Linked DNA regions of Homo sapiens: region 1 is linked to region 2. Evidence: read pairs that join two places in POLR2A ChIA-PET (ENCODE). Cell type or tissue: K562. All regions are shown on one strand. Links, peaks and the distances in the headings refer to the core of each region. The heading gives the core; the rest is flanking DNA.

Evidence for each region. Peaks named below come from ENCODE experiments on the same cell type or tissue, not always from the same donor. Only the 100,000 strongest peaks of a DNase experiment are listed, where the experiment ranks them.
Region 1: POLR2A ChIA-PET joins it to region 2 with 5 read pairs; 2 of 35 experiments call an interaction of 5 or more read pairs at or near these places.

What each region holds. Positions count from the first base shown.
Region 1 is chr20:764,345-779,413 of GRCh38, forward strand. It overlaps SLC52A3 (solute carrier family 52 member 3), which reads right to left and starts at 4,156. Exons shown (of 5, transcript NM_033409.4): 1 at 3,953-4,156; 2 at 864-1,481. The coding sequence starts at 1,430. RefSeq lists enhancers at 4,331-4,830, 11,413-12,115. In K562, for the core only: a CTCF peak has its summit at 4,555 (motif pointing left); DNase peaks (open chromatin) are centred at 4,567 and 5,657.
Region 2 is chr20:654,737-669,616 of GRCh38, forward strand. It overlaps SCRT2 (scratch family transcriptional repressor 2), which reads right to left. Exons shown (of 2, transcript NM_033129.4): 2 at 6,860-9,725. The coding sequence ends at 8,935. It overlaps LOC107985423 (a long non-coding RNA gene), which reads left to right. Exons shown (of 2, transcript XR_001754452.2): 2 at 1-4,111. Among named protein-coding and RNA genes, the nearest start is that of SRXN1, 9.0 kb to the left of the region's middle. RefSeq lists enhancers at 6,772-7,385, 7,386-7,998. In K562, for the core only: no CTCF peak of the experiment used is centred there; no DNase peak of the experiment used is centred there.

The DNA.
Region 1 (15,069 bases), core at 359-8,358, 110 kb after region 2:
GAAGCTACACCTTTTATCACCCCACAGCAGTGGCAACCACAAACATGTTCAGAGGAGGAGCTAGCTGGAGACTGAGCAGTGGAGCCGCCCACCTAAGAGGAGAGCCCCCACCTAAGGGGAGAATCCCCCACCTAAGGGGAGAGCCCCCACCTAAGGGGAGAATCCCCCACCTAAGGGGAGAGCCCCCACCTAAGGAAGAACACTGCTCCACCCATCGTCTAGGAAATAAGGGCCTTCAGGACATGCCATCCCAAAATATGACTGTAGGAGGCCAGAATATGCCACCCCAAAATTGACCTATTGGCATATTTTTTATTTCTAGCTGGTTATTTTGAAAAATTGCAGGCTAAGGAGTAGCTCTGAAAAGTTGCCATTTTGTAAGATAAATTTACATCTAAAGGAAATTTTTATTAGTAAAGCTATCTTATCTGTACCAAGAAAAGGTATCTGTACCACGAAGGGGTATCTGAACCAGGAAGAGAAAGGTGATGGCCTTTATCACCCGAGGAACTTTTATCTGCATAACAGTGCAATGTTTATTCACCATAAGTTTCCTCCCTTCACTCTCCCATAATTTGTCTCCACCATCCTGCAGTAGCCTCAAGCCCCTATTCCCTTTTGTAGCTCAGGATGCTATAGAAGCTGAAATCATCTGGCCCTTTTTTGAGTCTCATATTTTTTGGGGACTCCCATGCGTATGTATGTAAGTAATTAAAATGAGTTTCCTGCTGTTGATCTGCCTTATGTCAGTTTAACTCATAGGCCGACCAAAGAACCTAGAAGGATGGAGGTGAGCAGTTTTTCCCTCCCCTACATTTGTGATAAAGCCAAGTGCTGAGATGGCTCCGGGTGATGCTGGGTACCTGTGCGATGTCAGTCTCCCTCGTGGGTACAGGGCTTGGTACGCTGTCTGATATCTCAGTGACATTGACGCAGGTAGTGAGACCGGAGCCCTGGGCAAGAGCCACCAGGGCGGGCAAGAGGCCGCTGAGTCCTTCACCCACAAAGAAGGTGGTGAGGTAGTAGGTGGGCAGCCGGCTCATGAACGGCAGGAAGGTCACTGAAGAGGTGCAGTCCACCAGGGCCAGGAAGAAGGTGAGGACCAAGAAGGCGATGCTGTGGTGGCCGTCCAGCACCCAGGAGGTCATATTCCAGAGGAAGGCAAAGATGATGCAGGTGACGGTTCCCACGCCCAGCAGGGTGAAGATGATGGGCACTTCGGAAAGGCAGCTGGGCCGGAAGTGATGGAGCAGGGTGACCAGGAGGGGCCCGATGTTGGCCAGCTGGATGACCACCGTGAGGTAGGAGGGCAGGTACCAGCCCTCGGGCAGCTCCATCACCAGCAGGGGCAGCTCTACCCAGAGCCCATTGATGGTCACCCAGGAGCCCATTCCGAAGACGCAGACCAGCAGGTGCATCAGGAAGGCCATGGCGGTATCTGCCCTGGGCCAGAGGCTTTCTCAGATCAGCCTGCAGCGGGGCTGGCAGAGAAGGACACCAGGTGAGTAATTCCAGCTTCACCACCTAGCAAGATGCTGGGACCTGGGGCCCAGAGTTTTCTCTTATTACTCCCCTTCCTGTGAACAAGCTGGCTTTTTTTTTTTTCCTTTGAGACATAGTTTCACTCTTTTAGTCCAGGCTGGAGTGCAATGGGATGATCTCGGCTCAGTGACCCTCTGCCTCCTGGGCTCAAGTGATTCTCCTGCCTCAGTTTCCCAAATAGCTGGGATTACAGGTGCATGCCACCATGCCAGCTAATTTTGTATTTTTAGTGGAAACAGGGTTTCCCCACGTTGGTCAGGCTGGTCTCGAACTCCTGGCCTCAGGTGATCCGCCTGCCTCGGCCTCCCAAAGTGCTGGGATTACAGTGTGAGCCACCACGCCTGGCCCAAGCTGTCTTTTTATTAGCAGAAAACAAGAGAAGCCTTTCCTAACCGTGATTCATGAAAGAAAAGTTCAATCCGACACACAAAAGCAAACAAAGCAGCTTCTGCAAAAGATACCAACAGCAAGGTCAAAAGTTAAATGAAAACACGGGGAAAACATTTGCCACATAAATCACAGACAAAGGGCTCATCTTCCTTGTCAGGCCTCTGAGCCCAAGCCTGCGCGTGTACATCCAGATGGCCTGAAGTAACTGAAGAATCACAAAAGAAGTGAAAATGGCCGGTTCCTGCCTTAACTGATGATATTACCTTGTGAAATTCCTTCTCCTGGCTCAGAAGCTCCCCTACTGAGCACCTTGTGACCCCCACCCCTGCCCGCCAGGGAACAACCCCCTTTGACTGTAATTTTCCACTACCTACCCAAATCCTATAAAACTGCCCCACCCCTATCTCCCTTCGCTGACTCTCTTTTCGGACTCAGCCCGCCTGCACCCAGGTGAAATAAACAGCCTTGTTGCTCACACAAAGCCTGTTTGATGGTCTCTTCACATGGACGCGCGTGACATTCCTAATATATAAAGAGTTTTTAAAAATCAAGAACAAAGAGACCCCATATAGAAGAGGGCCAAGGATATGAACAATTCAGAGAAAAAGGTACAAATAAGCTTTAAACACATGAAAATATTATCACCTTCATTCACAATAGGAAAACTACTCCAGGTGCCATTTCTCACCATGAGATTGTCCCAAAGCCTGACAAAATGACTCATGTTCAAGGTTATTATAGATTGCGATCTTGTTGGTAATAGCAAGTTATGGGAAATTTTCTCCTGGGTGGCTACCAACAGAGAGGGGGCTAATTAAAGGGACCTGCTGGAATACCACATACCTGTTTAAAGGAATAAGAAATAAGGAAAGCAGATCTTGGTGACTGATAAGGAAAGGTCTCCAGGCTATAATAATAATCTTGAAACAAAATCAAGGCAGGTAAATGGAACCAGGAAAAAGTGTACTGCCTTTTGGTCATAGAAGAGGAGGAAAAACATGTTTTCTTTGCTTGTACTTGCACAAAGCAACCCTTGAAGGACACACAGGGACTGCAGGGATGTTGGTGATGCCTCTGTATATCTTTTTTTTTTTTCTTGTGACAGAGTCTTACTCTGTCACCAGGCTGGAGTGAAGTGGCACAATCTCAGCTCACTGCAACCTCTACCTCCCGGGTTCAAGTGATTCTCCTGCCTCAGCCTCCCAAGTAGCTGGGACTACAGGCGCCCACCACTACGCCCAGCTAATTTTTTGTATTTTTATTAGAGATGGGGTTTCTCCGTGTTAGCCAGGATGGTCTCAATCTCCTGATCTTGTGATCCACCCTCCTCAGCCTCCCAAAGTGCTGGGATTACAGGCATGAGCCACCGCTCCTGGCCCTGCCTCTGTATATCTTTTAATAAGAGTTTTGATTTGTGAACCATGTAAACATATTACCTGATGCAAATATATGGTTACCTGAAATAAGATTTCAATCTGGCTTTTTTTCCTCCTGAAATTATATCACTCTCTACGTGGCCTTTGGAGACCACTTCCTCTAGCCCTCCAGAGCCATTCTGCCATCTGTTTACCCCTTTGTCAGCTACCAGTGGCAGCCCACCTGTGCTGTTACTAACAACTTTCTTCTATCTATCCTTAGTCTGAGCAGTAATATGGGAGATGCCAGGAGTGAGGCTCTGGAGCCAGCTGTTTGAGTTTGACCCTGGCTCTGCTGCTTACAATCTGGGTGACCCTGGGCAAGTGGCTTTGCCTCTCTCTGCCTCATCTCCTCATCTGTAAGTAGGGGATAGTGATAGTATGAACTCCGTGGTTTGTTGTGAGATATAAGGATGCTGGTGAGTTTATGCTGTTTCCAACAGTCCCAGCATAGGGTAAGCACCTCTAAGGGTTACTGATCATTATCGTGAAATGGCAGGTTTGGTGACATCGTTATTTTTGTCTAATTCACATGAGAATTAATACATGACTATGAAAATTTAAAAAAGGAAAAGATTCCCCTACTAGGTATCAAGTGAACTCACCAGTGGTATATGCACCTTTTTGTAGAGACACGCTAACTGGGCCAATCTTCACGTTTTGTAGATGGGAGACGAGGTCCGAAGGGGCAGAGGGGCTCTCCTGGGATCTGGACTGGATCCTCTGCAGCAAGCGGCCTGTCCGGGACTCCTCAGTTCACGCTGCAGTCTTTAACTCCATACTTCTTCCTTCTAGTACAAAGCAGGAGTGTCCGTTGTGGCCACGCCTCACCCAGGAAACTCCTGAATCCTGGCAGCTCCTCCCCACGGTTCCCACACACGGAATTCCCTCACAGGGCTGGGACTTCCTTCCTCATACCTTCACTGAGCGAACCCAATGCTCAGTGGCCTTTCTGGTCACCTCCTTTTCCTCTCTGGGAGGAGCCACTCCTGGGGTGTAACGCAGTCAGATCCCCTAGCAGTCCCGCTCTGCCCCCTCCCTTCTGGGGGCCTCAGACTCCATTCCCTCCCTTAGGAAGCTGACTTGACTAATAGCACAGGTGAGGCCCACTCCAGGCGTGCCAAGAGGACCCAAGGAGGGAGGGGAAGCTCCCAGACAGCAGTGGCACACCTTTGCCTGTGCTGTCCTCCCAGCCTGGAGCACCAGCCCCCTCTGCTGTCCACATCCAAGCTTTCTACAAGACTCCGTCCTCCAGGAGACCTCTGGCTGCCTCACCTTCTCAGGCGTCCTCACCAGGGCCCATGACCCCTTCATTTCAGGTTGTTCTTGTGTGGGTGCATGCAGGCACATACCTTGAGACTGAAGCTTTTTGAGGGCAGGGGCTGCTTGGGAATCTGACATTTTGAAGGTGGAAGGGCCTTTCTCAATGACTTAGCTTAGGATTTGTAAATTGTTAACTCACTGGCCACTGCCAGACAGCAGATATATTACTTTGGTTTGCCCAGTGTGTTTAACAATTTGTTACTGTAATCAGCAGTGGAGGGGATGGCAAGCAACCTTCAGCATTTCTGGCTTCTCAGGAATATTTTGGAAGAAGTGGCCCCCCACTTTGGCCTCTTTCTCTGTTCTAGACTCGGGCCATCTTGGAGCTCTCCCCTGCGGTAACATCTGGAACCAGTTGCCTGGGTTCAAATCCCAGCTTCAACCCTTACAAGCTGAGCAAGTGACCTAACCTCCTGTGCTTCAGAGTCTTCTCTTGCAAAACAGCTATAGGCTGTCAGTACCAACATCAGAACTGTTGCTAGGAACATGCACTAAAGTGCTAAAACTGTGCCTGCCACATAGTGAGGGCTCAATGAACCATCATTATAAGATTACTATTTCAGCAAACGTATCAGTTGCATTCAAAAACATGTAGTTATTGGCCAGGCGCGGTGGCTCACGTCTGTAATCCTAGCACTTTGGGAGGATGAGGCGGGCGGATCCCTTGAGGTCATGAGTCCGAGACTGGCCTGGCCAACATGGCAAAACCCCGTCTCTACTAAAAATACAAAAATTAGCCCAGCATGGTGGCGCACACCTGTAATCCCAGCTACTCAGGAGGCTGAGGCCGGAGAACGGCTCCAACCTGGGAGGTGGAGGTTGCAGTGAGCCGAGATCATGCCACTGCACTCCAGCCTGGGCAACAGAGCGAGACTCCATCTTAAAAAAGAAAAAATAAAAAAAAGGCGCAGTTTTTGTTAGACAAATGGCCACTCAACTAAAGGACTACATTTCCCAGCCTTCTTTGTAGCTGCACATGGCCATGTCATCAAGCACAGGCCAATGAATTCAAATGCGACTTTGAGTAGTCTCCTTAGCCCGTTTCCTGTTTAGAAAAAAAAGTGCAGCTCGTTGCCAGCACTCATTTAATTTTATGTAAACGTGCTATTTGAGGCTGAAGCAAATCTGATTCTGACTGCTGTTTTTTTTTTTTTTCTTTTGAGACAGAGTCTTACTGTGTAGCCCAGGCTGGACTACAGTGGCTTGATCTCGGCTCACAGCAACCTCCGCCTCCCGAGTTCAAGCAGTTCTCGTGCCTCAGTCTCCTTAGTAGCTGGGATTACAGGCGTGCACCACAATGTCCGGCTAATTTTTTATATTTCTTAGTAGAGACGGGGTTTCTCCATGTTGCCAGGCTGGTCTCGAACTCCTGGGTTCAAGTGATCCCCACGCCTCAGCCTCCCAGAGTGCTGGGATTGCAGGCGTGAGCCACCAAGCCCAGCCCTAAATCTGACTGATTTTCAATGTGAAAATAACATGTAAAAACTGTTTTTGAAGTTATTTCTAACCAGAACTAACATCAGACTCATCTATTTCAGAAAAACTGGATTCATCAAACGAATCTTTGGTCAACAACTGTTCAAGAACAATGTTAACATCACACATAGGAATGCTAGGATTTGCTATTTTCAGCGATCGAGAATTACTTTGTTTTGTAAATGGAAATACCACGACTAAAACCAGAATGCTACAAATAGAGTGATGTCTTTTGTTTCCAAAGTCAATATACTAGAGCAAGGCAAAAATAATAATAAAAGCGAGGTATTTTGTGGCAAAGTTATCTTGGGGTAAACACTGCAGTCACAAGTGGGTATTCCTTCTGGCAAACAGGGAAAGAGTTAACAATAAGGGAGTGTGCCCTTCTGCTCTTCCTCCATTTGGCTGTCTGGAATCAGATGTGATGGCCAGAACTCCAGCAACGATTTTGTGCTATGAGGCATGTGGTGGGGGTTAGATGCATACTAGGCTCCTTTGGGATTTTGTGGCAGAGAGCACCCATACCAGCCCTGTTTTGCCTGTGTTGAACTGTTTTGTTTGTTTGTTTAATGTTGTTGTTAAATTGTAAAAGAAACTTCTATGTTGTTTAAGTCACTCTTATTTTATGTACAACAAAAGTACTCAGAGGCTGGGTGCAGTGGCTCACTCGTATAATTCCAGCACTTTGGGAGGCTGATGTTGGCAGATCACTTGAGGTCAGGAGTTCAAGACCAGCCTCCAACTGGTCAACATGGTAAAACCCTGTCTTTACCAAAAACACAAAAAATTAGCCAGGTATGGTGGTGGGCACCTGTAATTCTAGCTACTCGGGAGGCTGAAGCAGGAGAATTGCTTGAACTCGGGATGTGGAGGTTGTAGTGAGCCAAGAGCACGCCAGTGCACTCTAGCCTCGGCGACAAAGCAAGACTCTTGTCTCAAAAAACTAAAAGAAACAAACAGACAAAAACTACTCCATACTAAGTGCACAGAGATACACATTCCAGGATATATATTGAAAGATTATAGTAACCAAAAACTAATGAATACATTTATCTCCTTTACCACCTACTTTCTGACTCTGAAACTTAGGTCCTGTCCCAACCAGGATTTGATCAAAAATCAAAATTTAACAAAAGTAGTTGTTTAGACCCTTGGGGGCAAATGTCTTGCAGAGATATGAAAAAAAAAAAAAAAAGGAGAAGAGAGAAAGAGGGAGGAACAGAGGAACACAGAACCCTCCATATAGCATTTGGTACCAAAAGTATAAATTGAGACCAAGAGTCATTTCATATATCAAAACTCTAATTCATAAAGGAGTCAAAATTGTAGTGACTATCTGTATTCTGAATATTTCCTGAAATAGCCTCAGACATTCCAGGAGAAATGGACAGAAGCACAGTCCAGCAGTACAGGCCTGACTCACCCTTCCAGGTCAAGACAGCAGACGAAGGTGCAAAATAAACAAGGATATAGCAAAAGCAATAAATGATATACCTAGTAAAGAGGGCTAAGTCAGTAGTTAAGGGGAGTAGGCGAATTTGCAGATGATGGTGACCTTTGCCATATGAAAAGCTATTAAACTAATGAGAGTGTCCAGTTAAACATTTACAAACATCAGTAGCTTTCCCACAGAGGGCTGGATGGGGAGATGAGGGCAGACAGGGCAGAAGTAGCCTCACTTTCTTGTATGTTCGACAACTCCTAAGCTCTGAACGCCTAAATCCCTGCTCCCCACAAAGACGAATTCTCTGGTTTTGACCCAGGTGCTACCACGGCTGTGTCACTTGAGGGATGGGATTTGGCTCCGGGGGTCTGTTTCCTTGTCTGGAAACCAGGCACAGTGGGGGTGTGTCCCCACGTGACCCATCTGCCCTATGGCCCTGGCCCACTCCCAAATTATCTCCTTCCTCAAAAGTGAGGTGTGCTTTTGGACCTCGGGGACACAGTGAGGAACAGTCATTAATGTCAATGAAGGGGATGTCTTAGGCAGAGGGAACTACATGTGCAAAAAGGCCCCAGAGAAAAGGAGAGACTCAGAATGGCTGGTGTTCGGAATGTGTTGGGATACTTTTAAAAGATGCATATCTGTATTTTCTGTTTTTTTTTTTTTTGTTGTTGTTGTTTGTTTGTTTATTTTACAGTGACCTTGCAGTTCTTATTTATTCATTTTAACCAGTATTTCTTGGGCACCAACTGTGTGCTCAACCACAATCCCTGCTCTCAGGAAGTTGGAGGAAGCATTCACGAAGCAGAATAAAAAACAGAAACATAGAGCAGGTCAGATGGTGGCAAGGACTCCGGAGGAAAGCAAAGCTCCTGAATGGGGAATGTGCCGCTGTCAAGGAGAGGACATGAAGGGAGTGTGGGAGTGAGCTGTCTGCAGAAAGCACGGTCCAGGGGAGAAAACAGCAAGTGAAAAGGCCCTGGGGTGCGGCCACACCTGCTCTGTCCCAGAAGTGGATTTTGCTGTTCAAAGGACAGCTAGGAGGCCAGTGTGGCCGCAGCAGCGGGAGCCAGGTTGGAGGGGAGGAGACAGGGCAGGTCCCCTGTGGCCCTGTGGTGACAGCTTGGGTGTTTTCTCTAGAGCAAAAAGCTCCGTGAGTGGGCAGAAGAGACCAGCTCTAATCTAGTTTTTAACAGGATCGTGCTGGCTGTTGTGAGGAGAAACATGAGGCGCCAGGGAGGAAGCAGGAGTAAACCTTCGGAGGGTTAGGAAGCTGTAGCAAAAGAGCTAACAATCACCATGACAACAGTGACAACCATAGCTGCCACTCCTCAGCTATTTATTGTGCCAGACCCTGTGCTAAGCTCTTTGAACACATTACCTGTCAAATCTTGTTCCACAATCCTGAGGCTGGCATTATGATTATCTCCATTTTACAGATGAGGAAACTGAGGTTTAAAAGGGAAATAAATTTGCCTAGGGTCATACAGCTGGGAGCTGAGCTTTACATCCAGGCATGCTTGACTGTGGACCCAGCCCTGAGAAAGGCCTCAGGGTGAAGGGGTTCTGAAGGGGCCATGGGGGTCAAGCTGAGCAGGATCTCTTTCTGCTCACAGATGGCCTCCCAAGACTTGGGCCAGAGAAAGAGAGAAATGGGGTACAGGCTCAGGAGAAGCTGAGAGAGGCTCTGAGACATATCTGCTTCCCAAGGATCCAGGACCCCTTATGTGATCACCAGAGACCAGAAACCTAAGGCTTCGCATGAGACAGTTAAGATGCCCCATAATGCGTGGGCGACAGATAGAGAAGCTAGAAGGATCAGTTCCAGGCAAAGGTTTCTCTTTTGCATTCTTGCATCAAAAGCTGTGAGCCCCCAGCCCAAGAAAGTGAAGAGAATTGGGAGTGGGGTTCTGACCAGGGCCAGTGCACCGTCATTGTGTGGGCTGGGCCATCTCCTCCAGGGAGCTCAGGCAGCTTCCATCCCACCCAATGTCCCCCGCCCCCCTCCACATTCTCCTGCCCTCTGTTTTCCTCCATCAAAGTATTACTGACACCAGCTCAGTTACGGGAGTTTATCTGTGTCTATCTGTTGAGCGCTGGTCTCTCCCATTGGAGTGTAATCTCCATGTGAGCGGGGGCTTGTCCTCTCCCCCAGTGCCCAGGTGACCATCTGGCTTGCCACGGGCTGGGCCACCTGAGCTCCTGGCACCATGGCTGGGTTCTCGCTCTGCAGGGATAATCTGCCAGCTGGTAGGCACCTAGCCCTGTGGGCCAGACTGGAGGAAACCCGCCTCAGCTATGAGGGTTGTGTTGGCCAGGGTGACCCCTGGGGCAGTGCCAGGTGGCAGCCTGACACTGGATACATCTCACTCCTGGGCAAGGGTCTGAGCCAATTCTTTCCTGGGTTCCAGGCTCCTGGAGAACTTAGTGAGGCCTGTAGGCGTCTACTTAGGGCCTGGCCTCACCCTCATGAGAGTGGGTAGGAATGGACTGACTTTGAGCCCATGAAGAAGGGAGGCTGAGAGGTCAAAACCACAAAACCCACAGGGAGAGATGGGGGAGATGAAGGGGAGTGAGAGAGAAGAGACTGAGACAAAGAGACAGAAAGAACCGAAAGCTAGAAGCAGAAATGGGGAGAAAGGACAACAGAGGCACAGAGACAGGGAAAAATGAGAAGCTGCGGCTGAGAGGGAGGCAGGGAGGTGCCAGGAGGCAGGAGGCAGCTGGGGCGCTGGGAGCCTGGCCTCAGCCACCCTCACTGTTCACAGCCACATGTAGCAGAAGGCCATCTCTACCTCTTGTTGCTGGGACCTCAGAGTTCCCCTGAAACTCATCCCAACTCAATGTCCCTATTGCACAGGTGGGGAAACCAAGGCCCAGAGAGGAGATAGTGCTTCCCCGAACCCTGCCCCACCCCTGATCTCAGGCTGTGGCAGACATTCAGGCCTGTGCTCACCGGCTGTGCAACCTCAGGTCAGCTGCTCACCCTCTCTAGGCCTTGGTTTCTCCATCTGTGAAAGGGTCTGGGAATGCCCAGCCTTTCTGGGCTCAGCAGACCAGGAAAAAGGGAATGAGATAACAGGCGCTCAGCCTGGCCAGTAGAAGCGGACAGTGAGTTCTCTTCCCCCTTCTCCTCCCTCCCAAGGCCAGGAAGGGCTTCAGGCCTCCCATGGGGCTGACCTTGGTGGAGCAGCCTCCCCCAGGCCAGTTCCCCTCCCCTCCACGTCCATCCCAACTCCCAGCCTCCTTCCCAGGCTCCTGCGGCTTCAGCCTGGTCAAGTTGTTCCGAGATAGCATGGAGATGGCCCTGGGTAAAGTCAGTGGGGGCCCAGTCTTTTTTTTTTTTTTTTTTTTTTTTAAGACAGGATGTCGCTCTGTCACCCAGGCTGAAGTGCTGTGGCATGATCTGAGCTCACTGCAGCCTCAACCTTCCTGGCTCATGCGATTCTCCCACCTCAGCCTCTGAGTAGCTGGGACTATTAACCCATGCCACCACGTCCGACCTGGGTAATTTTTGTATTTTTTGTATAGATGGAGTTTCGCCACGTTGCCCAGGCTGGTCTTGAACTCCCTGAGCTCAAGCGATTCACCTGCCTCAGTCTCCAGAAGTGCTGGGATTACAGGCGTGAGCCATGACACCCAGCATGGGCCCAGCCTTTTGGTCTGGAGGCACCAGGGGTCTGGAATTCACCTGGATGGCTCAGCCTGTCCCGACTCCAACATGCCAGCTGAGGAGGAAACCTTTCTTCCCTCCTGTCCCTTTGATCTTTCACCTGGATGGCTCAGCCTGTCCTGACTCCACATGCCAGCTGAGGAGGAAACCTTTCTTCCCTCCTATCTCTTTGGACTCTCCCGACATGGCAGCCTGAAACTAGGGGAAAGGCCACGGGACACCTGCTGGCTCCAGATAAGTGCCCCTGCCATATCCTGGTCAGTGTCCCATGCTCCTAGCTAGCAGGCAGCCTTGGTAGCTGCAGCTGCACCCTCACAGGCCTGAGCCGCCCCGCTTTGCCCACTTACCTGCTGGTCCAGTTCCCCAGCCGCTCTGCATGGGAGGGGCCAGAGGCAGCTCGTTTTGTATAAAGCTGTCCCCGCCCAGAGCTCGGGGAAAGGCAGGCGGAGGGTGGGTGTGGCTCCCGGCAAGACCAGGCGCCTACTATGTGTCTCTGATCTGCCCTACAGCCCAGCTAGGAGGAGGATCCAGATGGTAGAACTGTATAATAAAGGGCTTGCTTTATTGAGGCTCTCTGCCACCCAGATTTCATGAGGGTTGATCCCCAGTTGACAAAAGCTATGTGCAAACAGTTGGTTCTGGCATCACCCTGAGATCTCCATAATTCCTTTCACACAGGAAGAGAGTTCCCTGGAGCAAAAACAGTTCAAATACTGGTGCTTCAGTAAGTCATGTGGAAAGCGGGGATAATAATAGTGCCCTCTTCATAGGACAGAAATCCTAACTGCCAGTGTGCACTGAGCTGACTCAGTGTCAGGCATGTTCTTGGGGCTTGAGAGAAATTAATGCATTTAATCTTCATGGCCTTTTGGAGAGATGCTATTACTATCCCTATTTTCCAGATGAAGAAACAGGCCCAGAGAAGTCGAGAGCCTTGTGTAGGTCACACACCTTGTATATGGCAGAACTGGTCTCTGATGCACACTGAGCTACCCTGACAAATACTGTAACCACCTGAGGGGTTCTTTCTGCCCACTGCATAAAGAAAGACCATGAGGCTGGCCATGCCACAGGGGAAATGAGTTTGTTCCCAAATCATCTTCAAAGCTTGTAGGTGAGGGGTTTTTCAAAGGCAGTATAGGGGAAGAGTTGGGGGTGGCCAGGTAACAGGTGCTTGCTGCTGATTGGTTGGGGTGGAGATGAAATCATAGGGGGTTGAAGCTGTGCTCCTACAGGCTGAATCGCTTTTGGGGGGGGGGCCACAGGAGCAGGGTTGGCGGTCCTGGTGGAGACATCAGGTTTAGGTGGAGCCATGGGTGTCAAATCTGCAAAAAACCTGGAAAGATGGCGGGGCGTGGTGGGTCATGCCTGTAATCCCAGCACTTTGGGAGGCCGAGGCGGGTGGATTACCTGAGGTCAGGAATTCAGGACCAGCCTGACCAAAATGGCGAAACCCTGTCTCCACTAAAAATACAAAAATTAGCCGGGCATGATGGCGGACACCTGTAATCCCAGCTACTGGAGAGACTGAGGCAGGAGAATTGCTTGAGCCCGGGAGGCGGAGGTTGCAGTGAGCCGAGATCGCGCCGTTGCACTCCAGCCTGGACAATAGAGCAAGACTCTGTCTCAATAAAACAAAAACAAACAAACAAACAAACAAAAAACAAAAAAAAAACACCAACTGGAAAGATATCTCAAAAGGCCAACCTGCAACAGTGGTGTTATTTGCAGGAGTAATTGGGGAAGTTGCATATCTTATAACCTCCAGAATAATGGCTGGCAATCATTTATGTCTACACCTTAGGAGGACCCAGGCTCCTCTTCTTTCCCCAGCCTGATGGCCTCTCATTAACTTTACAAAAGTGGTTGCTCACAGTGCTACGGCCTGTAAGTGCAGGGCCAGGATGTGAATGCAGACTCAAATTGGTGCCTCCATGGATGTAAAACATATTGCACAGATTCTGACACCTAGTAAATGCTCAGTGCATATTGACTTCTACAAATAATTCTGGCCTGCCTGTTGTGTTATTTTCCAAGACATTCATTTACTTAACAAGCAATCAATCACTCTCCAGGCTAATGCTTGGGGCGAGAGGTGAGCAGGCACTAGGGAAGGGGCCAGACCCCTCGCTTAGCAGGCAGGTGTTCAGGAAGTGTTGCCACTGTTGGGGCTCAGGACATACACACCCCCAAAATATGACTCTGGGAAACCAGAATGTGCCACCCCCAAATACACCTCTTTGACATACTTTGAGCTGGTTATTCAGAGAAACTGCAGACACAGGAGTAGCTCTGGAAAGCTATTCTTTGGTAAAAGAAATTTACATCTATCAAGGAAATCTACATTAGTAAAGGTGCCTGTATCAGGAAAAAGGCTGCTCCAGAAGAATTACCCTAGAGACTTTCTTTTTTTTTTTTTTTTTTAAGATACAATTTCACTTTTTTTTGCCCAGGCTGGAGTGCAATGCTGCAATCTCGGCTCACTGCAGCCTCCGCCTCCCGGGTTCAAGTGATTCTCCTGCCACAGCCTCCCAAGTAACTGGGATTATAGGCGCACGCCACCATGCCCAGCTAATTTTGTATTTGTAGTAGAGACAAGGTTTCACCATGTTGGCCAGGCTGGTCCCGAACTCCTGACCTCAGGTGATCTTCTTGCCTCTGCCTCCCAAAGTGCTGGGATTACAGGCTTGAGCCACTACACTGGCCACCAGACAGACTTTTATCTGCACAGGAAGACAACCATTATTTACCATACAATAATTCTTCCCCTCACCCTCCCATAACTGTGTCTCCGCCAATCCCCCAAAGCCCTAAGACCCTATTCCTTAAACTTCAATCATCTGACCCTTCTTTGAGTCTCATATTTTGTGGGATTTCCACGCACAGATATGTAATTAAATATGGTTTCTCTCCTGTTACTCAGTTTCATGTCAATTTAATTCATAGCCCAGCCAAAGAACCATGAAAGGTGGAGGGAAGCCATGTTTCCCTTCTCTATAGTACCAAATACTTTGGATCTGTTAAAAAAAAATTGCAGGACTCTAAATTTATGATGCCAAGGGAGAAGTTAAGCCTTGCAGAGTGTGAGTTATGTGGCTTGCAGGATGGCCACTTTCTTCTTCTTTTTTTTTTTTTTTGAGACGGAGTCTCACTCTGTCGCCCAGGCTGGAGTGCAGCGGCCAGGCTGGTCTCGAACTCCTGACCTCAGGTGATCTGCCTGCCTTGGTCTCCCAAAGTGCTGGGATTACAGGCATGAGCCACTGTGCCTGGCCACAATTTCATACTTATCTCTGCCAAATACTATAAGGTGTCAAAATTTGGCATAGAGGGTACAAAACTATAACTCAATCCAAACAGAATAATCTTTGCTTGTATAATTTTTTAATAATGAAACATCAATATTGGTTTAATAAAGGCAGCTATATCTTGAACTATTTAGTTAAATACCCTAACTTCTAATCCTGTGGCCTTAGGAAGTCTAGTCTACAGACGTGAAGGAAGTTTCTTTAGGGAAAGGACTTATCATCTTTGATATTAAAGAAAAGAGAATTTATATAAAAATAATCTTATATGGTAAATTCTTGTTCTAAAGTAAATGAATTGGTTGTTTAAAAAGAAGGATGTTTACAACGAGTCAGAAAGTTGAGGCATGTCAGAGATTGTGTAAATTGTAAAAATTTTATAAAAGGGAATTTATGCAAGAAATGTTGTACAGTTTAAAAGTGATGAGGGGGCCGGGCACGGTGGCTCACGCCTGTAATCCCAGCACTTTGGGAGGCCAACGCGGGTGGATCACCTCAGGTCAG
Region 2 (14,880 bases), core at 2,348-10,347:
GGTATCAAATTCTCTGTGTTAAGATATCTATGGCCCAATTCAAAATGGCTTAAGCAATAAGAAGGTTTGTTTTCTCACATAATAAAATGTTTGGAGGTAGGTATGTCCAAGGTTGGTAAAGAGGCAGTTGAACAATGTGACCAAAGACTCCAGTTCTGGCTGGGCCCGGTGGCTCACACCTGTAATCCCAGCACTTTGGAAGGCTGAGGCAGGCGAATCACTTGAGGCCAGGAGTTCGAGACCAGCCTAGCCAACATAGTGAAACCCTGTCTCTACCAAAAGTACAAAAATTAGGCAGGCATGGTGGCGCGCGCCTGTAGTCCCAGTTACTCCAGAGGCTGAGACAGGAGAATTGCTTGAAACCGAGAGGCAGAGGTTGCAGTGAGCTGAGATCATGCCGTTGCACTACAGCCTGGGTGAGAGAGTGAGACTCTCTCAGAAAAAAAAGACCCTGGTTCTGTCTATCCTTTTGTGCCATCATCCTTGGTGTTCTGTTATCCTGCGGTGTGCCCCTCATGGTCCCAAGATGGCTACTGTAGCTCAAAACATCACATCATTACATGCGAATGTCCACAAGTGGAAGTTAGGACATCCCTTCGAGCCTCTTTTTAAGAGTGAAGAAACCTTCCCTGGCTGGATGCAGTGGCTCACACCTTCTGACCTTCCACTCCTCAAGCCCCGGAGTCAACTCTAGTCACACTGGCCTCCTTGCTGTGCCTCTTCCACAGCGAATGTGTCCTGGCCTCAGACCCTTTACATTTGCTGTTCCCTGTGCATGGAACGCTCTTCCCTCAGGTCATACATAGCATACATTACTGAGTGCTCTCCATGTGCCCAGCATGGTTTGATGCGCTTTACATATATTAACTCATGGAACCTAACAGCTTTATGAGACGAGTCTGTTATCTCCATCCCCATTTGATAGATGGGGCATCCCTGTGGGAGCTCTGCCCATTCCAGAGGTGCCAGGCCATTCACTAATGGGGGCAGGAGCCGGTGAGTAAATGCCAGTCTTGTGCTGTCACAGGTGGACGATTCAGAGAGGTGTTCTAGACCATTCAGATCTTTCTGGAACCTTCTCAGAGACCAGAAGTACTCAGCCCTATTGCTACAACTGACTTCACTAACACACCCTCTGTCCCATTCCTCCCACCCCTTACTTCTGCTTCCAGGGATCACCTCCCACATAAACGACTTACACTCAAGTCTCAGACTTGCTATCAGGGAACCAAAACTAAAACAAAAGGGAAACTTGATACTGGGTCATCCCCTATAGTTCTGTACCTTGCCTGGGTTAAAATTGCACTATTTTATTAGATGTGTGACCTTGGGCCAGTCACCTGTCTGTGCCTGTTTCCTAATCTGTAAAACGGACATAATGTCACCTAATTCACAGGGGTGTTGGAAGAGTGAAGAGAGATGGTGTTAGGTGAGGTCCTTAAAACAGTGCACAACGCATTATAAGTGCTCAATAAATGTTTGCTGTTTGATTGCATTTTAAATTGTAACAGAGCTTGAACGTCTCTCCGTGTCTTCACTTTCAGACTAGGCTTGATGTATTAGTCAAGACTTTTGTTTGCAAGTGACAGAAAGCCAAAGTGAATTAGCTTAATGAAAATGGGGATGCTTGGCTATTCCCGTGACTGAGGTGAAGCGGAGCCTCAGGGGAAAGTAAGTTGAGAGATTTCTTTTCTCTGCCCTCACTCAGCAGAGGGATTATCTCTACATGTCAGGAACATGACTGTCAACAGCGATGATATTTGGCTTTAAATAAGGGAAACCTGACAACAGAGACTTCATACAACTTAAAGTGTTTCCTCTTTAAAAAAAAAAACAGTCGAGGTAGGAAGTCCATGGCTGGGATGGCTGCTCCATGGTCACTAGTGGCATAGGCCCTTTCTATCTTGCCGCTCCATCATTTTCCAGCAGAGTTTTCATTCTCAGGGTCACCTCCTATTCAGGATTGCTGCTGAAGTGCCAGCCGTCTCATCCAAATTCCACCCTGGAAAGAGGTGGAGAAATGGAAAGGCAAAGGATATGACCCCTCCCCTTTTGAGGATGCTATCTCAGAAGTTTTGTATAACACTTCCCCTTGCATGTCATTGACTAGAAATTGGTCACACGGCCACCCCTGGCTGCAAGGGCAGCTGGATATGTTGTCTTCATCCGTAGCGGTAATGTGCTGAGCTAAAACTGGAGTTCTCTTACTAAGGAAGAATAGAGATTGATAAGTAGCTAGCAATCGGGGCCACAGCTCTCAAGTTACAGGCCTTATGGCACAGAGACAGGGAGAGAGAGAAAATTTCCAAGTTCTAGTCAGATGCCTACATATGGACAAGCCAGCTATGGCATTGGGGGACACAGACTTTCTTAAAAGCATAAGCCACCATTATTTATTATAATGACTTAAAGGTAAGGAGTTCATTTAAAGATAATTACTGGTCACCTGCTATTGGCTAGGCTAGACCCAGGGGATTTAGTGATCAGCAAAAAGACACTACCAATCTCTGCATTATGAGGCTTACAGTGTAGTGGAGGATTCAGATAATGACCAAATAATCACACTGGTTAATGGAAAGTATACATTGGTAGTGGGTGCTGCAAAAGAATGGCATGTGGTTCTGAGGAAGTGTTTTAGTCCTTTTTGGCTGCCATAGCAATACCATAGACTGGGTGGTTTATAAACAACAGAACTTTGTCTCTTACAGTTTTAGGGGCTGAGAAATCCAAGATCAAGGTGACTTTGTATCTCCCCAACATTCATATGTTGAAATCCCAACCTCCAGGTGATGGTGTTGGGAGGTGGGCCTTTGGGAAGTGATTATGTCACGGGGTTCATGGGGGTAGAGCCCTCATGAATGAGATTAGTGTCCTTTTTCTTTCTTTTGAGACAGGGTCTCACTTTGTCACCCAGGCTGGAGTGCAGTAGAACTGTAAAGAAAACTTCTAATTTTTAAAATCAGGAACCTGATAATAACTAAGGAATCCTGAACAGAGTGTTGGTAGAAATACAGATGAAAAAGGCCATTTGGATGAGGAAATGAGGAAGATATTATTGGACAATGGAAAAAAGGCCATGTTGTTATAAAATGGCAAAGAACTTGGCTGAATTATGTCCACGTTCTAGTGTTTTATAGGAGGTAGAACTTGTGAGCAATGAAACGGAATATTTAGCTAAAGCTATTTCTAAGCAAAGTGTTGAAGCTGTGGCTTGGCTCCTCCTGACTGCTTATAGTAAAATAGAAGCAGAAAGAAATGAGTTAAAGATGTGACTTTTAAGCGAATAGGAAGCAAAACGTAAAGATTTGAAAAATTTTCAGCCTATCCATATTGCAAAGAATGAGAAAGAATGTTTGGGAGAAAACACCATAGTCTCCATAAGGAGACTGTAATGGTGATGAACGTAATCAGCCATCCCAGCAGGAAAACTGCCGTCTTGAATTGAAGGGGAAGGAGATGGGAAGGGATGAGGAAGGAAAGCTGTCTGACTTCTTGGATTTTTCAGGACAAGACCAGAGTGCAAACTCTTCAAGACAAGGGAAGAATGACCCTGAAGGCAATTCAGAGATCATCAAGGCTATCTCCTTGCTTTCAAAAGTCGGGAGCATTGCCTTGCATTCAGCAGGTTAGAGGGCCTCTGTCCAAAGCCATGGAGGAAGAGCTGCCCAGAGCTGTTGGTGTGGGGCTACCCAGAGCCCTGGGAACATGACTTCTGCGGGATAGAGCTGGAGGGACAGGACCACCACCCCAGAGGGTACAGAGGGTGGGACCACCACCATTGTGGATCTGGAAGGCTGCCTCAGTGGGCCTGGAAGCAGAGCATTTAATGAACTAAAAATGATTTTTCTTGAGCCTTAAGATCTCATGGAGTTTGCCTTGTAGTTTGGATGTAATTTGGATCTGCTATTCCTTTCTTCTTTCCTATTTCTCCCTTTTGGAATGGTCTATCCTATGCCTGTCTCACCATTGTATTTTGGAAGCAGATAACTTGCTTGATTTCACAGGCTCACCGCTGGAGAACAATTTGCCCCAGGATGCATCACACCTTGAGTCTCAGCCATATCTGACTTAGATGACACTTAGATAATAAAACTTTGGATTTTAGACTTCAGAGTTAATGCTGGAATGAGTTAAGGCTTTTGGGGCTGTTGGAATGTAAGGAATGAATGTATTTTGCATGTGAGAAGGATGTGAATTTGGCGGGGGATGGGGACGGAGGCAGAATGCTATAGACTGAATGTTTGTGTTCCTCCAAAATTCATGTTAAAATCCTAACCCCCAGTATGATGGTATTAGGAGGTGGGCTTTTGGGAGGCACGTTAAGGCCAGTTCATTTCATGGTCACAAGATGACATGCTTTTCTGTTCACACTGGAGGGGAAGAGGAACTGGACTTCCTTTCCTCTTAAGAAAAAGGAAGCAGCAAAGTTTTCCATACCCTTCCAGCAACCCTCTCCTTAAGTCTCATTGGCCAGAATTGGGTCATGTGCCCATTTCTGAACGATGGGAGATGTTAGTATTAGACCAGTAAAGACTACCTCTTAAGCTGATGTTCAGTCCCCAGATTGCGTGGTTGCTAATCCAGGAGAGAGGGGTGGGGTGGAATGGTTATTGGACCCACATAACTGGGCTGGATATGGCTGATGGAGACCCAGCATTCTTTCCCACCTCCCTCTAGGGTGCCTTCTAGATTGCCTAGTTGGAGAGTTAAAAACTCTATTTCTCAGATCTCTTTGCAGCAAAGATACTAACAGGGAATTAAGTTCTACCAGTTAGATGTACTTTCATGAGACATGGATGGCAGAGGTGGGCCGGGGCCATCTTCCATCTTTTGACTCTTGCTACTGTCAAGATTGTCTTGGAGGTGTTAAGATTTTCTGTAGCAGTGTTCCAGCATTGTGCCACCAGCACAGTGGGAGACAGGAGATAGTTATAGAGGCAGTGGCAAGGGCCTGCTGATCCCTGGCTTGCACCTATGATGCGGTGTTCTGTATCTCAATAGTTCCAGGGCACCTTATTGACCACCACCAACCCCCACTCCGCACCCTCTCCCACCACTGACTGTGGAAGAGGCAGGTGCTGTCTCAGTGGCAGCAGTTCTGCAGTGGGGTTCTGGGGTCCAGCAGATGGCTCACTTCAGCCCTTACACAAATTTTGTCAGCAGCCAATTATTGAAGTATTAAATCCTTTCTCCTTCAAAGGAATTTAATACTTGTTTATAAAATCCTGTCTAGAGTGGTTTCTGTTCCTGGCACCTAAAACAAACATAATGGATCCAACAGCCAGTCACGGGCAGTGTATGTGGGTGGTTAAGGGATGCAGCAGATGCCTGGGTTTCTCAAAACCCCACTGGCGAGGCGGGCAGATCACTTGAGGCAAGGAGTTCGAGACCAGCCTGGCCAACATGGCAAAAACCTGTCTCTACTAAAAATACAAAAATTGGCTGGACGCGGGGGCTCACGCCTGTAATCCCAGAACTTGGAGAGGCCGAGGCGCGCGGATCACAAGGTCAAGAGATCGAGACAATCCTGGCCAACATGGTGAAACCCTGTCTCTACCAAAAATAGAAAAATTAGCTGGGCATGGTGGCACATGCCTGTAGTCCCAGCTACTTGGGAGGCTGAGGCAGGAGAATTGCCTGAACCCAGGAGGCGGAGGTTGCAGTGAGCCAAGCTCACACCACTGCAGCCTGGCAAGGCAGCGAGACTCCATCTCAAAAAAAAAAAAAAAAAACCAAAAACAAATTAGCCGGGCGTGGTGGCACATGCCTGTAATTCCAGCTACTTGGGAGGCTGAGGCAGGAGAACTGCTTGAACCCAGAAGGCAGAAGTTGCAGTGAGCTGAGATTGCGTCACTGCACTCCAGCCTGGGTGACACAGCAAGACTCTGTCTCAAAAAAAAAAACAACAAGAAACCACTGGAGATTTTGCAGAGTTGTGGGGAGGTTCCCACAACTGCTGCTGTCAAAAACAGCTAGCACATTGCTCAGGATGCAGCTGCTTGTCCAGAGGGGTGTGAAGGGAAGGCGGACAGGCACCAGGGAGGCAGTCTACAAACTGAGTGCACTGCTTACACAGGAGGAAACTGACAAAGAGGCCCCAGAGGAGGCAGATTCTAGCCTGCAGCTTCCCCATCCCTCAAAGCATGCAGGTTATGCTTCTTGGTAAGTCTGAGTTGAGGGTAGGTGGCAGGGGTTGGTGGTCCCCAGTGAAGTTTTTAGTAAGGTGAGACAGATTTGTATCTTGAAGGATCACTAAGGCAGCTATCGAGGATGATGGATTGGTTGCCTTGAACACTTTTGGTGACAGGCAGCTCAGAAGCTCTAGGGGCAAGTCACTGTTTTTGGACAACTTTCCAGCTGAGCCAAAGTCAACCTTTTTGCCTGCTTCCACTCACTGAATATGTGACCATATATGACTAGGCAGAGCAGTAGGGGGTGAACTGGGGAAGATTATAGGGGTTGTAAACTGGCTGTCAACAGACACATGTGGACCACAGTTTTAACTGTTTGGTGGGTGTAGTTAATTTGAATCCTATTTCTCTAAGGTGAGACACTCTTTCCAATTAGTCACAGGCTTCACCTTCCCTAATGTCTTAAGGCAACTGGCTTCACTCACATGTTATTAATCTGGTTTTTAAACCCTTATTTGAGGAGTATTAAGGATTGAGGATGCCTGAGAACTTGTAAATGCCAAGGGACCCTTGGGGCTGTGTGACCCTTGGTGGCAGCTACAGGCTGGTCAGGCTACAGAGAGGAAAATGGAGTGGAAAAGTAGTATCTCTCAGATGCCCTCCCCTTCGTCTCATTCCCCCCCTTCATCCCCACCCCTTGCTCCAATCAGAAGGTCTAGAGGCGATGGTGAGTGGCCAAAGTCCCTTTAATATCCCTGAATTGCGTTACAAGTAATACTGCTGGAGGTGGGGAAGGGATGGGGGTTTGGGGGTGAGTTGGGATAGGACGGAGGAGGAGCGCCAAGCGCTCATACAAAATATGGCCAAAAGGCTTAGCATGCATGGAAAATTATTGCTGTCAGAAGTTGCTATTTACAGGGTCAACGCCTCCATAATTGCTTCTGCTACCCCTCTCCCTCCCACCATCCCTGCAGCCTCCCTTCCCGCTGGGCCTGGAGCTGAGCAAAGGCCCATTCACCCCTCTGGAGCCCTAGGGAAGTGCCCCTGCTGCAGGGGTGCCTCCAGTCTCCCCCCTCTTTTGTGGCTAAGAGGAGGGGAGAGGAGGATCTGAGAGTCCAGGACTCCTGCCCCCAAGCTGGCTGCAGAGCAATGGGGCAGAGGCGTGTGCTTAAAGCGGAGGGGGCCAGGGCCCGTGCGCGTGGAGGTGTGTGCTTCGGTCCTCGCCCGGGCATGCAAAAGCGCAGCGGAGGAGGTAGTGGCGGCCAACGGGCGGGTGGCTGGCAGCCCGGCCCCTCTGTCCGGGAGAGTTGCATAGACATGGCCGGGAGAGAGCGCCCCTCCCGGGGAGCAGGCCAGAGGCCCCAGCGGGTCCGGGGCTCAGTCGGTCCCTGGAACCTGGGGTCCCTCGGGAAGAAGAATAAACAGGAAACAAATCGAAGAGGCTCCTCTCTCCGGGCCGCCTGGAGTGGCAGGGGAAGGTTCAGGAAGGTGGGGACCTGCCCCACGCCTGGACCTCCTGATGCTCCCTCACCCCCCCAGTTGAGGGTCAGCAAGCTGCCCCCCCATTCTCGAGTCCCCTTCCTTAGCGAGTGCAGGCTCTGAAGAGGGTGGGTTTCTCCCGAGACGCGGGGGTGTGTGTGGTGGGGGCAGCCCTCTGTGGCCTGTGCTGTCCCTCTCCTTGCCTGGCTTCCTGACCTCCCAGTCCAGCTGGGGAAGCCAGACGGTCCCTGGGTGAGGCCAAGAGATTAAATAGAATAATAAATAGATAAATAAATAAATACACAAATAAATAACTGGAAGGACCCAGCCGGATGGGGGAAGGGCATTGGCGAGGTGCTCCAGACCTCCCCCCAACAAGTAAGGAAGGGGATCTGTGGCCCTGGGGATGGGGGAAAGTGCTCAGAGAATCTGGGGGTAGGGCAGCTCCAGACTGTGGAAGCCCAGGTTGTGCCGGGGTGAGAGAGGGGTTACATTAGGGGGCAGGGCCCTGAAGTGCCCCTCAAGCCCCCTCCAGGTTAGGTAGACTCAGAGGGGTGAGAGCTGCTAGAGAGGTGAGGGCAGCTGGAGCTGGGGCTGGGAGTGGGTGATGAGATCCCCATGGACTGAAGACAGTAGGAACTGTGTGTGGGAGTGGGGTGTGGGGGTGTGTGTGTGTGTGAATGGCCAGACCTAAGGCCTGAGCATGGATGGGATCAGGGACAGATCGGAGACTTCAAGAAGGGTGAAGATTAGATCCCCAGATGGACACACTCTGGGAGATTCAGCAGAGGCCAGAGGGATGGTCTGGGGTTGGACTGTGGTCTCAGGGCGGCAGGGCCTGCGTCCAGGTGTGGATGGGGAAACTGAGGCAGGTATGGGCGTCAAGGGTATAGGTTTGCGGCTTTCATTGGGGGCTCCAGTAGAGGAATGGTCAGAGAGATTCAGCTGAGAAGCGAGAGAAAAGATCTAGAAGTTAGAAGAGCAGCGCGGGGTCTGGGAGGGAGAAATTTCCGGCTCTGGGGCGCGGGAGAGGTGCGGACCTGGTGCCTGAGTTGGGAGCCTTGAAGGCGCGGACAGGGGGGTCAAGGTCCGAGGGATGGCCGGAAAGGATGAAGTGGGTCGGGGGACGCTGGGGAAGACGGTGTGGAAGTGAGTCGTGGGTTTGGGGGTTGGGGAGAAAAGTTCCGGGCCGGGCCGGGGGTCCCCACGAGAGGGTCATGGGCAGGGAAACGCAGCCGGGGCTGGGCGAGGGCGCTGCGGGCGCAGGTAGGGGGCCCGGGGCGCGTGGAGAGCGAGTTCCGGGCGCGAGGGCGAGGCGGAAGGCTCAGCTGGCCGGGCCGGCGGGGGTCGGCGGGGGTGGCTCGGCCGCCTTGGCGCAGGCCGCCTCGCAGTGCTTGTGGAGGTAGGACTTGAGCGCGAAGCTCTTGTCGCACTGGCGGCAGCGGTAGTGCTTGAAGGCCGAGTGCGTCTGCATGTGCGCGCGCAGGTTGGAGCGGTCGGCGAAGGCCTTGCCGCAGTGCGCGCAGCCGAACGGCTTTTCGCCGGTGTGCGAGCGCATGTGACCCTGCAGCAGCCAGGGCCGCGAGAAGGCCTTGCCGCAGACGCCGCACTTGTGGCGCAGGTTGTGCGTGAGCAGGTGCATGGCGAGCGCGGGCATGGACACGTAGGCCTTGCCGCACGTCGGGCATTTGCGCGCCAGCTGGCTGTCCAGGCTGCGGTGCGTCTGCTTGTGGCGGCTCAGGTTCGACGACGTGGCGTAGGTCTTGCCGCACTCGGCGCACGCGTGCCGGTGCCCGCCGCCCGCCTGCGCCCCCGCGCGCCCCGCGCGCCCCCCGGCGCCCCCCGCGTCTCCCGAGCCCCCCGCGTCCCCGCCGCCCCCGCCCCGCCGCCGCCGCGAGCGCCCGTCCGAGATGAAGAAGGCGTCCATGGAGTAGCTGTCGGTCACTGCCGCCTCCCCTCGGAAGTAGCGCGCCGACAGGCTCGACTGCGGGCTTTCGGGGTCGCTGTACTCCTCCGGCGCCGCCGGCGGGTACGCGGGCTCGGCCGGGGCCAGCTCCAGGCCCGGCTTCTGGTCCGCATCGTAGCTGCTCGGGGGCAGGCGGTGCGGGGCGTACCCTGGAGGGGGCGAGAAGTGGAGGGGCGGTGAGAGGAGGCGCCGAAGAGGGTTTCCCGCTTTGAGCGCGTCACCCTTTGCGCCTTCCAGCTTGGCGCCCCTGTGGCAGCTCCGACAGTGGTGGTCTCCGACCTGCACCTCAGCTCTTCCTGTCAGGCAGCCTGGGTTCAATTCCTTCCTCCATCGACGGCAGTGCAAATAGCCGCCACCCCAACCCACGGAGCATGGGGCCAGCACGGTTGTACAGAGCGTACCTTCACTATCCAGTGCTCACAACCGCGGAGTGATGGTCTTATAATACCCACGCTACAGGTAGAGAAACTGAGGCGCAGAGAGATGCAGCAGTCTAACCTTACAGTCAGGAAGTGATGGAGCCCTTGCCAGTGTGACCCTGAAGCCCATGCTGTCTCTATTCCAACAACATGCTGCCGTTGCAGCCCTGTAACTTCTCTGGATCTCAGTTTTCTCATCTGCAAAATGGAGCTTGTGATTGGACACCTCCTTCCAGGGTCGTTGGAAGGACTGAGTAAAGTGACGATAATAAGCGTGTGTTAAGCTCTTACTGTTTGCCAGACTCTGCCTCGGTGCTTTACGCATGTTAACTCTAATCGTCACAGACCCAAGGAAGTCGGCACTATTGTAATCCCCATTTGATGTGTAAGGAAATGAACAAAGGTGGGGGAGCATACAGTAATTGCTATATAAATGTTAGCTATTATAATTATGCTTTTTACTTGCTTGGAGATAGTTTCCTCCCCCACCACACTGTGAGCTCCCCATGGTTGGATCTGTGTGCCCAGCACATGCCTGGCTCAAAGTAGGTGTGCGATGAATAGATGTTGCATGAAGGAATCACAATCCAGTTAGACCCACCTGCCAGGGTTGCTGAAGCATTTAACAGGGGTCAAGTGTGTGGCATGTAATAGGTGCTACAGAAAGGGGACTTCCTCGCACCTGCTCCCAAGCCTGCTCTAGAAGTCGTCGGAAGTCCGCAGTGAGAATTCCCCTCCCCCTCCTCCTCCCACTTAGCTGGAGTTGGACCAGGAATCCTGTCTGCCAAGGGTTTGAGTGATTGGTGGGTGGGCAGGCTGGGGTCTCCCTGGGGATTCCGTAGGGGATTCTCATGGGCAGGGGCCATTCTGATTTGCCTCTGCCTCCCATGGCCTAGGCTGGTCCTAGCACCTTCCCTGAGACCCTGGGGGCTGGGCTCCCTGGAGAGTTTCTGGCAGACAAACTTTTCATCCTGGCACTTGATGGGCAAGTGATTCCATTGTTCTGTGATTCCACAGAACAATGAAGGTTAGGTCCGTTTGGGAGGTTTCCCACCTGGGGAGTGGGATTTGACCTTCTCCTGGTGACCCCTGAGACCTGTAACCACTCCTCCTTCCCTCCTCCCCTAGCCTCCTTCACTGAAGTGAGCAGGTGGAGGAGGGTTTTGTAAGGGGAAACAGGGTTCAAGATGTTCAGACTTTTAGCTGGGTACTCTGGTCAGCTTTCGTTTCCCACACAGCCTGGCTGATTCAGCCTCCAGGCCTTTGCCTCTCATCTGGAGTTTGGGATGGACACAGGGTGAAGTCTGTGTGCCCCTGAAGGCAAGGGTGTGCCCTTATTTTTACCTCTGTCCCTTCAGCAGCCAGCACAGGGCCCTCTGCACACAGAAGTCATTGTGGATTATGGAAGTGGATGACTCGGAAGCGGGGGGCTCTGTGGTTGGATGTAAAGGGGGATAGTGATAGTGGCAATTTTTTAATCTGGGGAGAGGAGATGCCCAGCCTCTCCGCACCCTATGTCTCCCGTCCCATCTGCCTGTGGTCTGGAGGTCCCCCTGCTTCCCACTCCGGGAACCAGGCCTGGTACTCAGGTCCCAGAACATTCAGGAGTGTTGTTTCAGACTGAGTTAAATACCCGTCAGGCACTCCCAGACCCCCCTCCTTCTCCTTCTGTATTTCCTCACGTTGTAATTCCTGGTGATGATAATAATAGCTAATATTCACTGAGCACTTACTGTGTGCACCAGGCTCTGTGCTAAGTGCTTCGCTCCCATCATCTCACTGAATCATCACAAAACTACTCTCATCACAGATAAGGAAACTGAGGGACAGTGTGGTGATGGCACTTGCTCCAGGGGTGGAGCAAGGATTGGAATCCACTGCCCCCTTGGTTTCCCACATACTGGGAGGTCCTCCAGGAGGGGGCTGTGGCTGAGCTGTTCACCTCCCATTCCCAGGGCCCTAGCTAGTGGGCACTTAATAAGTATTTGTGGAATGAGTGATGATGATTTGCGAGGCCAGCCTCACTCCCCAGCCTAGCAGGACCTGGTATAGACAGTCCTGTTCACCTGGTCTCAGGGCAGGTCTGCATCTCATGTGTCTGGGGCCATGGAAGGGGAAGGGTGGTTTGGTTCTCCAACACAGATTCCAGCTGAGTGCCTTTGGGTGGGTTGTGCTTCAGGTCCTTTTTTTTTAAAATGGGATTTATCTGGAGGGGTGACTGATCACGTAACCAGTGCTTTGAGTTCTATTATTAAAGGATGACATATTGGATAAGAGTAAAACTTTGGTGCCAGACGGCCTGGATTGTTTTGGCTCTACCATTCCCAGCAGTGTGACCTTGGCCAAACGATTTGGCCTCTGTGTGACTCTACCGTTTCAGTAAGGGGTCTGCCAGTAAACAGTATATAAACAAATGATAACCAGCACTCTCAGAGCACTCCTGTGTCAGGCACTCTTACAAGGGCTTTCCACACATGAAAGCATTCTACCCCCATGACACACAAGGTGGTAGGTACCCTTTTATAGAAGAGGAAACCAAGGCACAAGGAAGCTAAGTAACAAGCCTAAGATTGTGCAGCTGATAAGTTAGAGCCAGGATTCCAGCTCAGTGGCTGGCACATTTTAAATCCACCACGCATGTTGGCTGTTATTATGAACAATAATAACAATCTCCCCAGATGGGTTTCTGTGCTGCAGCTTTCTTGGCATCTGCCCCAACACATCGTGCTGCTCCTCTCTGGGCCTCTGTTTCCTCACCCGGGATGTGTAATTTCTATTTCACGTTCTGATGGGAAAATATCTGGTGCATAGTAGGAGCTCCATCAGTGAACCAGAGCGTTCTCCATGAGGTGCTCTGCCCATGGCGCCCTCTGCTGGTGGCCCTCAGCGCTGTTGACTTTCCTCCTGTTGCAAGGGGCTCTTTATGAAGAAATAGGGGTGCCTTCAACAAAGGCTGCTCATTTGCCTAGGGAGGGCTGCAGAAGTGTCTTCAGGATAGGAATTGTGAGCCCAGACCAGACACCCAGTCAGTGGATTTTGGCATGGGTTGAGAGCATCCTGTGAGAGTTTGTGTGGTCATGTTAGGAGGAGGTGGTTCTAACTTGCTTTGTGACTGTGGCCAGGTTGCTTAACCTTTCTGGGCGGAATCTATACATGACAAAGATGGACTGGAATGGTCTAAAGACCCTTTCTGCATCATGGCTGAATCAGTCCCTCCATGATGCTCTTTGTCCCCTCCACTCCCAGCTCCTCCAATTCCACCCCGTTTTCCTCAGATTCACAGACATCTCCCTAGGCAACCTTGGGCAAGTTACTTAACATCTTTCTGCCACACCTGTATAAGGGAGTTCATAATAAGGCTGAATAAATGAATGCATGTAAAGTGCTTAGGACAATGCCTGACACATAATAGCTGCCCTCTTGAGCTGTTATTATTGTTACTGGTAGTATTCCTGTGTTTCCTGGTGATATATCCTTCTAATCTGCCAGAGAGTAGGAGATACACATGGGTGTCTTAGGCTGCTGTGTGACCTTGAGCAAACCACCTCACCTCTCTGAGCCTCAACCCTGGAGACTCCTTTAGGACACTAAAAGCCATACTTTAACCTAATGCATGGAACCCAGACAGGTACCTTCCTCTGCCCTAAGAGTGACTATAGAAGGCTGAGATACCTATCCTGCAACTGACAGGGTGAGACAGGACTCTTGTTTGGGTTCCCACAGAGATAGGGATGAGCTGGGATTCAGAGAAAAGAGAATCTCAGGTGAGATCTCTCATCCTAGCCCTTGAATTCAGGCCGTAGCCATGTGACCTTGGGTAAGTCGCATAACTTATCTGGGCTCAAATCCTCCATTTGAGGAATGTGGACCAGAGGCACCCCTGTCATGTAGGGATATGGGGAGGGCCCAGAAATACTTTGGAGATGTGCACATGTCACCTGGAAATGACTTTGGTTTTCCCTGCCCAAGAGTCTTGATATTTTAGACTGAAGGTCCAGAATCTGTCTTTTTAAAAATCGGTACTCAAAGGAGTGGTGAAAGGGAAATTTATGAGAACTAAGGTGCTGGGCCCTCTGCAGACACTGTCTCATTTAGCTGCCTGACCCCCTGCGGGGATGGAGGGGGATGTGTAACAAATACTGCTACTGCTACTGCTGGTGCTTCCAACTAGCACCAGCCTCCCTGTGAGCCAGACATTGCCCTGTGCCCAGAGGCCCAGAGAGGGGAGAGGATTTGCCCAAGGTCACTGAGAGGGAGGCGGCAGGTTTGAAACCCTCCAAGGCCTGTGTTTTTTCCAAAACACCAGAGAGGGCATGGAGACTTGCTGGGGAAGAGATCTTCAATTGGTAGGGGAAGGGGTGGTGCGTTTCCTCAAACACTCCCTAGTTAGCCTGTGGTGGGGTGGGTGGGGGCACGGGGTGGTGGGGGCATGGAGAAGCTGTTGTGGAAAATGCTTCAGCCTCTTGTAAGTATTTGTAAATCATACTTAATAACAGTAATGCCTATCACTTACTGAGCACTTACTTGGTGCAAGGCATCCTGCTAAATGCTTTGTGCACATTAGCTCATGTCTAAGGTCACTTCCCTCCATGCCCTTGTTCTGCAGAAGCTGAAGCCCAGACAAAGGCCTTGACCCACCTCAGGTCACAAAACAAGTTCTCATCAGAGCTGGGTTGGCCTCCTTTTCTTTCCTTTTTTTCAGTCCAGGACTCCTTTCCCCAGTCTCTCCCAGACTCCCAAGGTGCCAAACTTTCTCCAGGGAATTCCTAGCCTCAGCCTCACCTCTCTGTCCTAAAATGGGCAGAAAAAGACAGGGGCCTGGTGGGGGGCCAGCTTCCCCGGCGGCCCACTTTCCTGAGGAGGGCTGGGCCCTGCTGGGTGGTAG